Linked DNA regions of Homo sapiens: region 2 is linked to region 1. A link is a loop called in an ENCODE intact Hi-C map of the cell type or tissue named here. Cell type or tissue: IMR-90. All regions are shown on one strand. Each heading gives the region's core, and the rest is flanking DNA. Links, peaks and the distances in the headings are about the cores only.

Evidence for each region. Peaks named below come from ENCODE experiments on the same cell type or tissue, not always from the same donor. Only the 100,000 strongest peaks of a DNase experiment are listed, where the experiment ranks them.
Region 2: a loop joins it to region 1, with 5 times the contacts of the local background. A loop is called at or near these places in 1 of 110 quality-filtered maps.

The regions. Positions count from the first base shown.
Region 1 is chr17:46,754,333-46,762,330 of GRCh38, forward strand. It overlaps NSF (N-ethylmaleimide sensitive factor, vesicle fusing ATPase), which reads left to right. Exons shown (of 21, transcript NM_006178.4): 20 at 982-1,037; 21 at 1,470-3,132. The coding sequence ends at 1,491. It also overlaps a transcript of LRRC37A2 not described here. Among named protein-coding and RNA genes, the nearest start is that of WNT3, 60 kb to the right of the region's middle. RefSeq lists an enhancer at 4,351-4,645. In IMR-90, for the core only: no CTCF peak of the experiment used is centred there; no DNase peak of the experiment used is centred there.
Region 2 is chr17:46,829,158-46,835,223 of GRCh38, forward strand. LOC101929777 (a long non-coding RNA gene) reads right to left here and starts at 3,945. Exons shown (of 3, transcript XR_429986.3): 1 at 3,607-3,945; 2 at 2,291-2,405; 3 at 1,633-1,761. It also overlaps a transcript of LRRC37A2 not described here and a transcript of WNT9B not described here. RefSeq lists enhancers at 2,548-3,195, 3,196-3,843, 3,844-4,491. In IMR-90, for the core only: no CTCF peak of the experiment used is centred there; a DNase peak (open chromatin) is centred at 4,534; H3K27me3 peaks cover 474 bases.

The DNA.
Region 1 (7,998 bases), core at 1,566-5,565:
AAAAAAAAGAAAGAAAAGAAAAAAAAATCCGTGGTTGGAGTGGGAGTCCAATTGCACATCTCCCCACAGCTGCACTGAGCATTTGAAAGTTATTCCTGGAGGGCAGGGAGTTCCCTCTTGGGAAACAGACTCCTGCTCTGAAACATATTTTAAAAGTTAGGTGTGTTTCTTACAATAAAAATTCATCTTCAGGAACTAAAGATGTTTTTAACGATTGTTTTCTAGATAACTTCATATCTCCTGTGGGCCTACGAGAATAAAGTACATTTAACGAGTTAGTATAAATATGAATAGAAAATGAAAACCAGTCGAGATAGCTAATAATAACGACCTGAACGAAGCACCTGAAACAAAGTTGCGCCATCTTTTCTTAGACTCATGACACATTCGCAGTCACAGGAGACCCAGATTCATCTGGAGATGATTTCAGGAATCAGCAGTACTCTTCATTTTTTTAGTTTTAGCACAACTTTGTTACTACAAAGAAGAAACTATATGACGGATACTGAGGCTAAGAAAAGCTACATGGTTGGTTATGTAGAGTTAATAAGCTATTTTTTAGTTGTTGAATTAACCTCAACTTGGTATCTTCTACTTTGCTGTGACTTTAGTAGCCTTTTACACCTTCAACAGGTGAATTGGTTGTCATTTGAACTCTGATGAATGGCCCTGTCCAGTCTCACAGCGATGCCTCACAGGCATCAGCACAGGGCACGCCTGGCCCAAGTGCCTATGATGGCCAGCGGGCTTGGGTCTTTTGGAACCCAGTGTACATAGTTCTGGAAAACCCCATTCACTTCCTCCAAATGATGTGATCTGCTTTGTTTTGTGTGAGAATGCTGGTCAAGGAGCAGGTAACACATTCAGTGACCTAGCAGAGCATTGATGAAGTGTGAAACCGAACACTGCCTTCTCATGAAGCAAGTGCAGAGTTGTTAGAAGGTACCATTAACCCATCTTCATTTCTTCTGATGTATTTAGATGGATCCTGAATACCGTGTGAGAAAATTCTTGGCCCTCTTAAGAGAAGAAGGAGCGTAAGTACATACAACATTTAATGACCATCAACCAAACTTACCACCCTGTTAAATCCCTGTGCCTATTCTAAGAGTTGCTTTCCTAGATAAGTTTGTTTCCATTTATTTGAATTCTTCGCTGTGTTGTAGGTCCGAGAGACCAAGCAAGGAAGTTGGTTGTACTGTTGGTTTGCTCTCCCTGTCCTGCTTCGCAAAACTTCCTTGTCACAATGCAGGAAAAACTTAATGGTACATATTTATTGGAACCTGCTTTTACATGCATGGAGCTGTGACCATTTTCTTTTGTGAAGTGCTCATCTAATAGCAAATGCATAGTGGGAAATGTAGGATAACCATTAAGAAGCTTTTAGTGATTTTTTTTTTTTTTTTTTTGATGAATAGTTTTTTACGGACCCTCATCTGTTTTTTTGTGTTTTGGTATTTCTTTTGCAGTAGCCCCCTTGATTTTGATTGAAAATGAACTATTTGAAACACACAGTGACCAAGGGAAGTGACCAAGGTGAAGATGGCCTAGGATCTTCACTGTCTTACTCAAGATACTGGACTAAGTGGAACGTTCTCTACCTTCAACATGTGCTCGCTCTGCATGATTAGTGCAATAAAACTCCCTTCCTTATGCATACTGAGATAGCTTAGTGTCTCGTGGAAGGTGTCAATTTGGTTTAGAATGCTGCGCTTACCTTCCCATGCAGGCTAAAGTGATTCCTTCTTGCTCAGTCCCTCTGGGTGGGAACCATCCAGTACTTGTGGACACTACACGTTTCAACCTCTCTACTAGCACCATCACCCTTGAAAACTCTCAGTCAGTGTCATGAATGTTGCATGACAACAGTTGGCCGATTAGAAGGCAGACTTTCTACATGCAAATCTGGCTTAGTAAATCGAGGTGTGGGCCAGAGATCCTCTGACAGCTGTCCTGAGCTAACACTAAAAGTCACTGGGTATTTGGTTAAAGGTCTCCCACAAGACTGGTATTCTCTTTGCCTGAAGAAACAAGGCATTGAATCTCTAAAATGCTGTTCTCAATCATTGTCAGAGATGTTTTCAAGTTGCAGTCAGAAGATCTTTCTTAATAGAAAGTCAGATGACTACCGTGTTGGTTGTGACTTCCCCTTAAGTATAACTAATTTGCTCTGTGGTAAGAGATATGCTCATTATTACCACTTAGAAGATGTTGTTAAAAACATGTGAAAGATAGGTATGGAAAAAGCATACACCCCCAAACAGAAAGGAGTTATTAAAGTAATTTACAAACCTCTCAGCACTAATTAGTGTCCAACTCCAAGTGGGTCAATTCCTTAGTATAATATTAAGGCTTACTAGTATCACTGCTTTTTCCTTAGCTTAATGACTTACTTAGAATTTATCCTTTATTTTAAATGATCTGTACTATCTAGTGTCTAAAACACTATTCTCCAGAAAAATCAATCATTTTCTAGCCCTCTCCCTCAGTCCTTTATTGTCCATTCCAATACATTGAACACATTTCCTTTACCCTCCACACACTTCTTCCAAAAGGAAGCACCCGTTGAGTCCTTTTGAGGGTGATTTGTCTTACAACTGACTGACTTAGCAGGAATTTAATTAGGTCATATTTGGTGATGAGACTTATGGAGTGTGCCTCTCTCTCCCAACTGCTGCTTAAAATGCAAGGACAAGCAATTAGAAGCCATCCTAAGGTGCTTACCTCACACGCCACCCATGAGGCTTGTGGCCACAGTGGCACTTGGGTGTGGCTCCTCTGTTATTTGTCCTCATGTGAGAAAGCAGATCATCTCCAAATCTTGCCATTTGTATACTTTTGGTGGAGACTTGGATGTCATATCTTCTTTGTTTTGGGTTTTCTTCCCTAGCTTATTTTGTGGCTTTTAAAGAAGTGGATTGTATTGTGAGATCCTGTGATTCCTGGTGGCCAGTATCCTGGATTCCTCTAAGATCTTGCCTCTTTCCTCCTCATGAAAGCAGCACACATTGTGTTAACTTATGTCTCTTGTTAAATGAGCTTAATGTCTTTGTGTTTTGTCCAAAACTGTATTGAAAAAATATTGTTTAATGCAAATGAAGGAATGCAATAAAGAGTAAATATACTTGAAAATGTTCTGTAGACCAGTGTTTCATATAGAACGACATGAACAGCTGATAGGAATGGAGGAAGAAGGAGGGGGCTCAGGAAAGAAACCTCTCCGTGTTTTGTTACAAGTAGCATAACATGAGGGATGATTTTTATTTTAAAAATCTCTTATTTAGAAAGTATAGTTATTTAAAAACATCATTAGAGTATCAGAAAAAGTTAATATACAACCATCTTTATGCTTTATACTTATTTTATCTTACTAAAAAAAAAAAATGCCTGGCACGGTGGCTCATGCCTGTAATCCGAGAGGGAGGCTGAGGTGGGTGGATCACTTGAGGTCAGTAGTTCAAAACCAGCCTGGCCAACATGGTGAAACCCTGTCTCTACTAAAAATGCAAAAAACAGCCGGGTGTGGTGGCACATGCCTATAATCCCAGCTACTCAGGAGGCTGAGGCAGGAGAATTGCTTGAACCTGGGAGGCAGAGGTTGCAGTGAGCCAGGATCACGCCACTTGCACTCAGCCTGGGCAACAGAGCAATACTTTGTCTCAGAAAAAGAAAAAAAAAAAATCAACTCAGGTACCTAAGCCACAAACAAGGTTAGTAATAAACCAGAAAGGAGGGTTGCCACTCAATTAGAATTACTCCTTTCTGTGAAATGTACAAACCAAGGAACTTCAAGGCTCTCAGTGAGATTGCTTCACATGGTTCACTTTTGTATCCTCCATAGTTTTTTACATTTTTCTGAGCTATCAGATCTCTTAACCTCCTAAACCTTGATCCTTAGCATTGGCTCAGTTTAGGACAGGAGGCAGCTCAGAAAGTCCACAAGGCCCTGTGGGGAAGAGGCCAGCTTCAAGAACTTCCACAACGGGAGTTCCTGGGAGGAGGACCCTGAGGCCGACCTGGTCCCTGCATAGCCTTGAGAAGGTGGGTTCTTGAAGCTGCCCAAATATTCTTCAAAGCCAGTGCTGTACAGCAGAGCGTATGAGATTACAGAACGGCCTGTGAAGAAGCAAAGGAGGCTCCAGCTAGCTGCTGCCTTAGGTTTCTTCATCTATAGGCGAATTGTTAACCGGCTATTTTTTTGTCATAAGATGTTTTTGAGATCAAAACCTCAAAAGAGGAGGTTATTTTATCCTTTCTAAATTTGTACATCTTCACTGGGACACTTTTTTTCAATGTCACACAGAAAAATTGCATAATTGTGGTTAAAGTCAGAAATATGTTTTTACTTTAAGGCTGTCTTTTCATATCCTAAAAATTGCAGCCTCCCCTTTAAAAGTTTCAGCAACAAGTCACAAAATCATGGAGTAGATTGAAGTGTGTACAATAATCAAATCCTGATCAACAGACTTGTTGAAACAGTGAGTCAGCTATAAACAAACACCCCAGCCCAAACACAGAAGGTGAAAGCAGGATTTCATTTTCCTTGCCTGACAACTTGGTCCATAGCCTCTTTAAAGAAGTGACTGGGGGCAGCCGGGCGCAGTAGCTCACACTTGTAATCCCAGAGCTTTGGGAGGCTGAGGCGGGCAATCACCTGAGGTCAGGAGTTCGACGCCAGCCTGACCAACGTGGTGAAACACCGTCTCTACTAAAAATACACAATTAGCCGGGCATGGTGGCACATGCCTGTAATCTCAGCTACTTGGGAGGATGAGGCAGGAGAATTGCTTGAACCTGGGAGGCAGAGGTTGCAGTGAGCCAAGATCACACCACTGCACTCCAGCCTGGGCAACGAGCAAAACTCTTGTCTCGAAAAATAAAATAAGTGACTGGGGAAGGGTGTGTATGAGAGTTCAAGAAAGCAGGTAAGTTGCAGAATTTATTGCAAAATGATGTAGAGTTTCTCATCAGCTGGCAAGCCGTACTGAGACTGGGTCCTGGAGACGAGCCCACAAGGGTGTGTGCTGGACGGGCACCATGGCATAAAGATGCGGGAGATAGCGCCTGTGATTGGCAAGCATCCCAAGTGGGTGAAGACAAAATATCCAAGGAGGGATCATGTTTGAAATTTTCCCAGCGTAGACGCCATGCAACTTCTGTCTCACTATTTTGGGAGTATAAGATTAATGGTAAGAAATTTTTGCCTCCTAGAAGGTTCTCTATTAAACTAGGAGAAACAGTGGCAGTGTAGCAGCAATGCGTAGCTGCACTGACTTCACTCGAGTGTGCAGACCAGCCACACACACAAGAACATGTCCCTATGCCCAGGGCCACCAGGGGAGACGGCATTAGGTAACACCAAGAATCATGTCGCCATCATGTTTCCTTGCTTTTCTTTTTCCCTACCTTCTTTCCTTCCACCTTTCTTTGTACCTCATCCCCTCATCCTTGAACTGTCTCACATGCTTTCCTTCCCTTCTTTCTTCATAAAATAATATTGCTTTGAAAGATATCTTCTAATTATGTCGTCTCTTTCAGATTTTTAAACAACGTCCTCTTGTGTTTAGACGTTTGTAAGTACTTATACATAAGGAGAAACTACATGTTCAAGCACAGCTATCAACTGTATTCTCCTTAACCATCAAATAAGACTGGGCAGGGTGTGATGGCTCACCCAGTAATCCCAACACTTTGGGAGGCTGAAGTGGGAGGACCCCCTGAACCCAGGAGTTTGAGACCAGTGGGCAACACAGCAAGACCCCATCTCTACAAAAGATTTTATTTTTAATTACCATAGTAGAGTGCGCCTGAGTCCTAGTTACTTGGGAGGCTGAGGAGGATCATTTGAGCCCAGGGGGTCAAGGCTGTGTTGAGCCATGATCATGCCACTGTACTCCTGAGTGACATAGACACTTGTCTCTTAAAAATTAAAAACTAATCATACGATTACAAATGGTCTTCATTAGTATGAATAGGGACCATTTAAATATTTGGCAATCTTATTGATTGAAAAAGTACTGGCCAGGCAGGGTGGCTCATGCCTGTAGTCCCAATGCTGAGAGGCTGAGGTGGGAGATCATTTGAGGCTAGGAGTTCAAGACCAGCCTGAGCAACATAGCAAGACCTCATCTCTAAAAAAAAAAAATTAAAAAATTAGCTGGGCATGGTGACACATGCCTATGGTCCCAGCTACACGGGAGCCTGAGGTAGGAGGTCACTTGAGCCCAGGAGGTCAAGGCTGCAGTGAGCCATGATCACACCACTGTACTCCAGCCTGGGCAACAGAGGAAGACCCTATCTCAAAAAAAAAAAAAAAAAGAAAAAAAAAGGAAAAAGTACCTAGAATTCTGGGATAGATAAGTTCAGTCGAGCATCCCTAATCTAAAAATCCAAAATCTGAAATGCTCTAAAATCTAAAACTTTTCAGCACCGACAGGATGCCACAAGTGGAAAATTCCACACCTGACCTTGTGTGACAGGTGGCAATCAAAATTCAAAATGCAGTCTAAACTGTTTCATGCACAAAATTATTTAAAAATTTCATAAAATTACCTTCAGGCTATGTGTGTAAGGTGCATATGAAATCAATGAATTTCGTGTTTAGACTTGGGTCCCATCCCCAAGATACCTCATTGTATATATGCAAATCTTCCAAAGTCTGAAATATTTCTGGTCCCAAGCATTTCAGAAAAGGTGTAGTCAACCTGCATTAGCTTTATGCAAAAGAAAAATAAAAAGTCGAAATGAAATAAAAATGACCAGACTGTAAGATGTAGAGGAGATCTGTATCCTGTACGTGTCCGATTCGTTGTATGGCTGAAGTGTAACAGTTTTTGTGGTTTCAGCTTTTCAGGGGCTAAAGACACATCATGGACAAAACAGAGTGCATCAACTTCTGGTGGCTATTCCTAACCTCAGGTCACAGGTCTGAATACAGCGCAGAGCAGCCCGCCTCCACCATAGGCGGCTCATGGCTTTATTTTCCTGGTTTTTTTTTGTTTGTTTTTTTTTTTTTTTGAGATGGAGTCTCGCCTTGTCACCCAGGCTGGAGTACAGTGGTGCGATCTCAGCTCATTGCAACCTCCGCCTCCCAGGTTCAAGTGATTCTCCTGCCTCAGCCTCTCAAGTAGCTGGGACTACAGGCATGCACCACCATGCCCAGCTGCTAATTTTTGTATTTTTAGTAAAAACGGGCTTTCACCATGTTGGCCAAGCTGGTCTCGAACTCCTGACCTCAAGTGATCCACCCACCTCGGCCTCCCAAAGTGCTGGGATTACAGGTCTGAGCCACCCCACCCAGCCTGTTCTCATTATTTCTCTTCGTAGTGAGGTAAGATTTGTTCCTAAATGAGGTAGGTCAGGAGAAATAAAAAGAAAAAACATTTTTGTTATTCTCTGAAATAATGTGCTGAATAAACCAAAGGTGACATTTTATGGGTAGGTCTGAAAACTAAAGGATTGTCTGTTGTCATAAAACCAACTTGTGGCATCTCATTGTTGAGAAGGCATAACCTGTGAGCTTCCAGTGGGTCCTGTGAAGTGGCGATCTGAGAGGGTGCCCATCCCCAGAGCATGCCCACTGGCAGGCCCTTTCTACCCAAACCCAAACCCAACTTCAAATGACAATTGTTCCAGACAGCCCACAGCCCAGGGCACACGCTTTCTTCTTGTAGACCAGCCTACCTCCCTCTACGGCTTAGCTCTCACAGTGGAGCTAGCAGGGGACAGACAATTTTCAGTCAAGTTTCATTTTCAATAGAGAAAATCCTATTTTCCCATTAAATGGAGTTGAAAACGTGGTGAGGAGGGGATTAAGGCAGTGGCCACCCCTGCGGTCTGCTGGCCTTGGGCCACATCTTTTAGGAGTGCCTGTGACATTAATTTATACATTGAAAATACTTGAGTCTGTGAAATGAATTAGTACACAAGTTGTTGTTTTCTAAAACTGGAAATTCATTGTTAGAAGTTAACTTAGAACAAAAGAAGCCTTTAAAAATG
Region 2 (6,066 bases), core at 2,067-6,066, 75 kb after region 1:
TGCAAATTATATTTCAATTTTTTTTTTTAGACAGAGTTTCACTCTTGTCACCCAGGCTGGAGTGCAATGGAGCAATCTTGGCTCACTGCAACCTCAGCCTCCCAGATTCAAGTGATTCTCCTGCCTCAGCCTCCCCAGTAGCTGGGACTACAGGCATGTGTCACTATGCCTGGCTCATTTTTTTGTATTTTTAGTAGAGAAAGGGTTTCACCATGTTGGCCAGGCTGGTCTCGAACTCCTGACCTCAGGTGATCTACCCGCCTCAGCCTCCCAAAGTGCTGGGATTACTGTGTAAGGCACCACGCCTGGCCTCAATTTTTTAAAAAGAGAAAAAGCAGCAGCCCAGCCACCTGCCTCCTACAGTCTCCCCTCTGCCCTTCATTCTCAGGTGTCTAGGAGCCATTCTCAGGCTCCCTGAGTGTGTTTCGGGGATGGAGGGGCACAGCCCCACCAGCCATGCCACACAGGAGCACTTCCTAAAGTCTCTGCTGGGAGGGGCTGGTGGAAGCCTTGCCTGGGGACACTGGGACTCACTCTTTCACCTGAGGGGATGGTTATCTCCTAAGGCCTGGTCCTCACTGGCCAAATAGCCTCAGGTTGGGATGGGAGTAGGGGGTGGGGGCAAAGTGATGCTGTGGTGGGGTGGGGGGAGCATGAGTTCTGTGATCAGAAAGAACAAGTTCACATCCTGGCTCCCTGCTGCTGAGCTGTGACTTTGGGCAAGTTATCTAGATCTCTCTGTGGCCGTTTCTTATCTGGCAAATGGGTATACTAATTCCACCCTTGGCAGGGTTAAATGGCATAGTTTACCCAAAAAGCTCAGGGCATCTAGTAGATAACACAGGCTGACTTCCTAAGACCTGTTATTATCATGAGACCAAACATAATGGCAGAATCCTAACCAGGCTGTCTTAGTGATTGAGGACTGTTGGTGACGAGATGTTCCCAGCTCTCTTGCTTTTCTCAGACTGCCCAAAAGCCTTCCTCCCCTCATCCTCATCACCCACCCCTACCTTTGCCTACCATAGCCTCCCCACCCCCACACCCAGCCTTTTGCTATGCACATCAGCAGGTGTGGTAATGTGGGAAATCATATTTCCTTTCTTTTTTTTGAGATGAGGTCTCGCTCTGTCGCCTGGGCTACAGTTCAATGGCACAAACACGGCTTACTGCAGCCTCGACCTCCCGGGCTCAAGCAATCCTCCCACTTCAGCCTCCTGAGTGGCTGAGACCACAGACATGCACCACCGCACCTGCCTAACTTTTTATTATTTTTAGAGATGGTGTCTTCTTCCTACACTGCCCAGGCTGATCTCCAACTCTTGGGCTCAGGAGATCCTCCCCTCTCAAAGGGCTGGGATTACAGGCATGAGCCACCACACCTGGCCAGAAATCATATTTCTGAATCCCAAATCAGAGTACATGGCATAACCAAAATATTTATTCTTTTACTTTATTTTCTTTTTTCTCCAGAATTTAAGAAAATCTGAAATGAAAATCTGAAATGTAGTTTGGTCAAAGGTTGGACTTTTGGGAGCATTTTGATGGCTAGTGGTGACACTTCTCATGGCTAGAGAGGGCCACGGGTGTTCTAGAAGGTGAGGCATGGGTTAAACCACTTTGAATCACACATGGAGAAAGCTCATTTATTCACACCCCCTGTTCCATTCTCCTTCACTCCTTCTGAGTATCCTCAAAGAAAAAGTCTGGTTGGTCCTAATACGACTTCAGCACCTCTCCAACACTTGCTAAGATCCTTTTCTAATAAAGAGAGAAAGTCACACATTCAGAGCCTTTGCAGGGCCATAGTGTCTGGTTAGAATGAAACCTCATTGTTGAAAATGAGTAAATCTAAAATCTTCTTTTCAGTTGACGTTATTAAGAACAATGCAAATCAATGTAAAGAAAAGTGTTCAAAAAATAGCAGAACAGGTATGCATGCAGCTATAGAGTGGGGGTAGCATGGAAATGCCTGGAGTCTGGAAAACACCGGAACATGGGACAACAGAGCTGAGGGCTTGCAGTCAGGGTGCGCTGTAAGTGCCTGACCATACAGTCTGTGTGGTCAGGGCATCTTGGTTGGCCAGAGACCCTGTGGGTGAGCGAGGCTAGAGCTGGCAGAACCCCAGAATTGCACCCGGAAGCCACCTGGCTATGAGCTGAGATTACCCCCAGCATCTGCTCTGCCTCAAGGTACCAGATAGGTGATCTGGGGTGGCCCATCCAGCCTTAAGAGTGGGTTGGATGACAGAGGAGGCCAGCACTAGGCCCCTGTGACTCGGATACTCACGTTGGAGGGAGAGGTGGAGGACGAAGCGTAACTGTCTTCCAGTTGTCCAGAAAGGCTGGGCAAGGTCCTGGGTCACCTTCTCTGTTCTAGGCCCATCAGAGGCTTTCTTCAGGGTCTAGGAGAAGAGGGGGAGGGCCCCAGAGTGGCGGGGTCAAGTTCAGACACCCCTGAGCACTGCTCTGGAGGCAGGCAGGTCAGGCCCAAAAGGTGCGTGGGCCTCAGGGAGCCACTTGTTCCCCTCCGGGTCCCCTCCAGTGAAGAGCCACAGAGGAGGGGACTGGGAAACCAGGGTTCCAGCTTCAGCTTTCTCCTGACTGGCTGTGTGTCCCCGGACAAGGCACTCACCCCCTCTGGGTCTCAGTGTCCCTGCAGGTTGAAACTGCCAAATGAAGAGTTCTTTGGGTCCTGTATGCATTGAGTGAATGCTCTGCTTCCCCGTGATCCCTGAGGCCAACACCCTTTGTGTTCCTGTGCCCTTTCAGGGCAGACCAGGACACTGTGCCAGAGCTGGCTGCAGGCCTCTGGCTAGAGCTACCCCAGCCTTCAGCAGAGGCTTGTCCTCCTAGGTGAAGGGTTGTCCATGCCCAGCCTCGTGAGGCCCGCGTGGTTTTGGGCAGTGCCCAGTGGCACTATTGGCAGGCTCCAGGCACTAAAGGAAGAGACCGAGACCCTGAAAGGTGGGGGAGGAAGACAGAGAAGGAAGAGGTGCCTGCAGAGGGGGTGCTGGTGGCTGCCCCTCACAAACGTGCCAAAGGTTGCCAACTTGAGTTTAAGCCTTGGTTCCAGAACACAAAGCCTCCTCTCTGGGGGCCTTGACCCCTCGGAGCCCCCACCCCGGGCCGGCTGAGCTGCCCGGAGGGAACTAGCCCCAGAAGGGCCTGGTTGTTGGCTGCGAAGTGGCTGGGAGGGAAGTTTTAATGATACACAACACAAGACACAGGGGGGAAAAGAGAGAGGGGGGTGGTGGAGGAGAGAAGGGAGGTTGGGGGGAGAAAGAAAGACCTCCTGCCAGGCCTGTTGCCAGGAAACGGCCAGGCAGCCAGAATCAGCCCTGCTCTTTTCACAGTTGGCTTTAAGCACCGAGAGAAAGCCCGGGCCATAAAGGGGGACATGTGTTGCTGGGTGTGTAAGGCTAGCCTCTGCAGTTAGGGGAGCCCCTGCCCCCGCCCCTGCCGCTGCACCGAGAGCCCCTTGAGCCCCCAGCCCTGCCTCCACGCCTGGGGATTATGGATGAACGATTGAGCTGCCGAGCAATGGAAAAGGCAGGGGTGGCCCTGGCCTTCCAATGTCGCAGCCACTTTGGGGGTGAAACTCACCAGTTGGGTCCCCAGGAAGCTGGCAGGGGCTGGCAGGGCAGGGAGATCTGGGATTCCAACATGGCACGTCCACAGAAAAGTATTCCTATTGGCTCTGCGTGGTCCATCCAGGTTAGGGGGGTGAGGTGTCTGGACTTCTAGGAATCCTCAACAGGGCACTCAGAAGGGAGCTGACAAGTCCCAGAAACCTGCATTCTGGCTCCTGGTTCTTGTCACGGATGCCATGGTGGGAACAGGCCCCTTTAGGCTGTGCCTTGGCACTTGGGGACTGTCCCTGCAGCGCAGTGACTGCTGTGTCCCTGAAGAGTCCACCACACAGCCAGGAAAGAGCAAAAAGAGGGGGAGGGTTGTTGACAAAACGAGCTCATGGCCCTGGCTGCCAATCCAGAGTGATGTCAGCTGAGGAGTGACATGGTGCTCTCAGCACAGAGGACGTCAGCAAACCGGGAAGCAGCATGTGCGTGGAAGCTGGGCCTGAGCCCTGACGCTTCAGCTGAGCTCCCTGGGTGATGGCTCCTTCCACAAGTTCTAACGTCCCACTGAAAGCAAGCTGCAATTTCTGTTGCTTCTTGTATCAATTGCATGAAAGGACGGGCAGTTTCTTTTGATCCTCTGGCATGCCAAGGCCTGAATGCCAGTCCTGGGAGCCTTACCAGCCCTCTAAGAAGAATCAGAAGGTGAGTGTTAGGGAGGAAGGGACAGCCAACCCACCCCGACTCCCCATCTGGTCACCTCACTGCCTGACTTCTCTCTGAGCTTTCCGAGACACTGCTGGAGGCCGACCTGAGCTCAAACTCAAACCCCAGTCTCCTGCTCAGTGTGGTGGGCAGCCCTGCTTCCCTGGCTCATGGAGTGAGTGAGGGTGTGTGTGAGTCAGTTCTAACAAAATCAAGAAATCACTGTATCTTCCAAGAAAGCTTTGACTCAGTGCATGTGTGCACTGAGCTGTTTCCCACGTGAGTGAGCGTCCTGGAAAACAGGCCTGCCCGGGGAAGAAGTGAGCCAGTCTGCCTGCTAGAAACTGCTGGGGGCTCCTGATCGGGAGGCTTGCTTTTCCTTCAACTTCCTTCGCCTCTTTTTCTGGCTGGAGTGTGTGGTTCTGCTAGTTCTGGAGTCTTTCCTGTCCCCATTCTGGACCATGTCCCATCCCAGGTATCAAGAATGGCTCATACCTGTAATCCCAGCATCTTGGGAGTCTGAGGCAGGAGGATCACTTGAGGCCAAGAGTTTGAGACCAACCTGGGCAACATAGTGAGACCCTGTCTCTGCAAAAATTTAAAACTAAGTCAGGTGTGGTGGCATGTGTTTGCAGTCTCAGCTACTCGGGAGGCTGAGGGGAGAGGATTGCTTGAGCCCAGGCATTTGAGGTTGCAGTGAGCTAGGATGGCACCACTACACTCCAGCCTGGTCGATGGAGTGAGACCCTGTTTCAAAAAATAAAAAAAGAAAATGTCTTACTTCCAGAGGGGCTGAATCTCCATGAGGTGGTAACCAAAACGACGGATTTGCCAACTCTCAGGGGGAAGTGGTGTCCTGGGCAGTGGCTGGAGAAGCAGGTGGTGCCTGGGTCTGATCGCAGGAGGGAGGCCTTCTGGGTTCTGCCTCTGGGAGAGGGCAGGCTGCTGGGGAGGGCGCGCATTAGGAGATGGAGAGTTAGGCCACCAAGGAGCCCACTAGGGCACCTGGCAAGTTCTGCTAGGCCTGCCGAGGCATGGCTGGGCTTTACAACAGGGGGTACGGAGCTCCTTGAGTGGAAAGCTCCTCTCGCTGGCTTGCCCCTGATTTCATCTCAAGAACGGTCAACTCTAGCAAGCAAATATACCTCCTGGGCTGTAGGTAGGGGCTCAGCCCTGTCCCTGAGGCTGGGCACAGGCTTGGTCCTTCTCGCCTGCCTCCTCCCCTTCCCTGTCCTCTGTCACACCCCTCCCCCATGCAGAGGAGCCAGTTTTAACCTGGAAGGTTCCCTCTGCCCTCTCACAACTCAGCACCCCTGTTATTCCTTCAGAACCCCTGGCCAGCTCCTCAAGGGCTTCCCCCACGCTAATATACTCTTAGAGTCTGTGGCTTCTGTTTCTCTAGCTTGTTCAGGGAAGAGTCTCTGGAGGCCCACCTTACCCCCAGAAGCATTCCAAAAAATGGCCATTGAGCTCACCTGTCAGTGTTCCTCCCCCAGGCAGCATCAAACTCCCTAGATTGGCCCTCAGTCTCTCTTCTTCTTCTCCTTCTCCTTCTCCTTCTTCTTCTTTCTGGAGACAGGATCTCGCTCTGTTGTCCAGGCTGCAGCGCAGTAGTGCGATCAGTGCTCACTGTAGCCTCCATCTCCTGGGGTCAAGTGATCCTCCCACCTCAGCCTCCTGAGTAGCTGGCACTACAGGAACACACCACCACACCTGGCTAATTTTTTTTTATTTTTAGTAGACAGATGAGGTCTTGCCATGTTGTCCCTTATTCTTTTTTTTC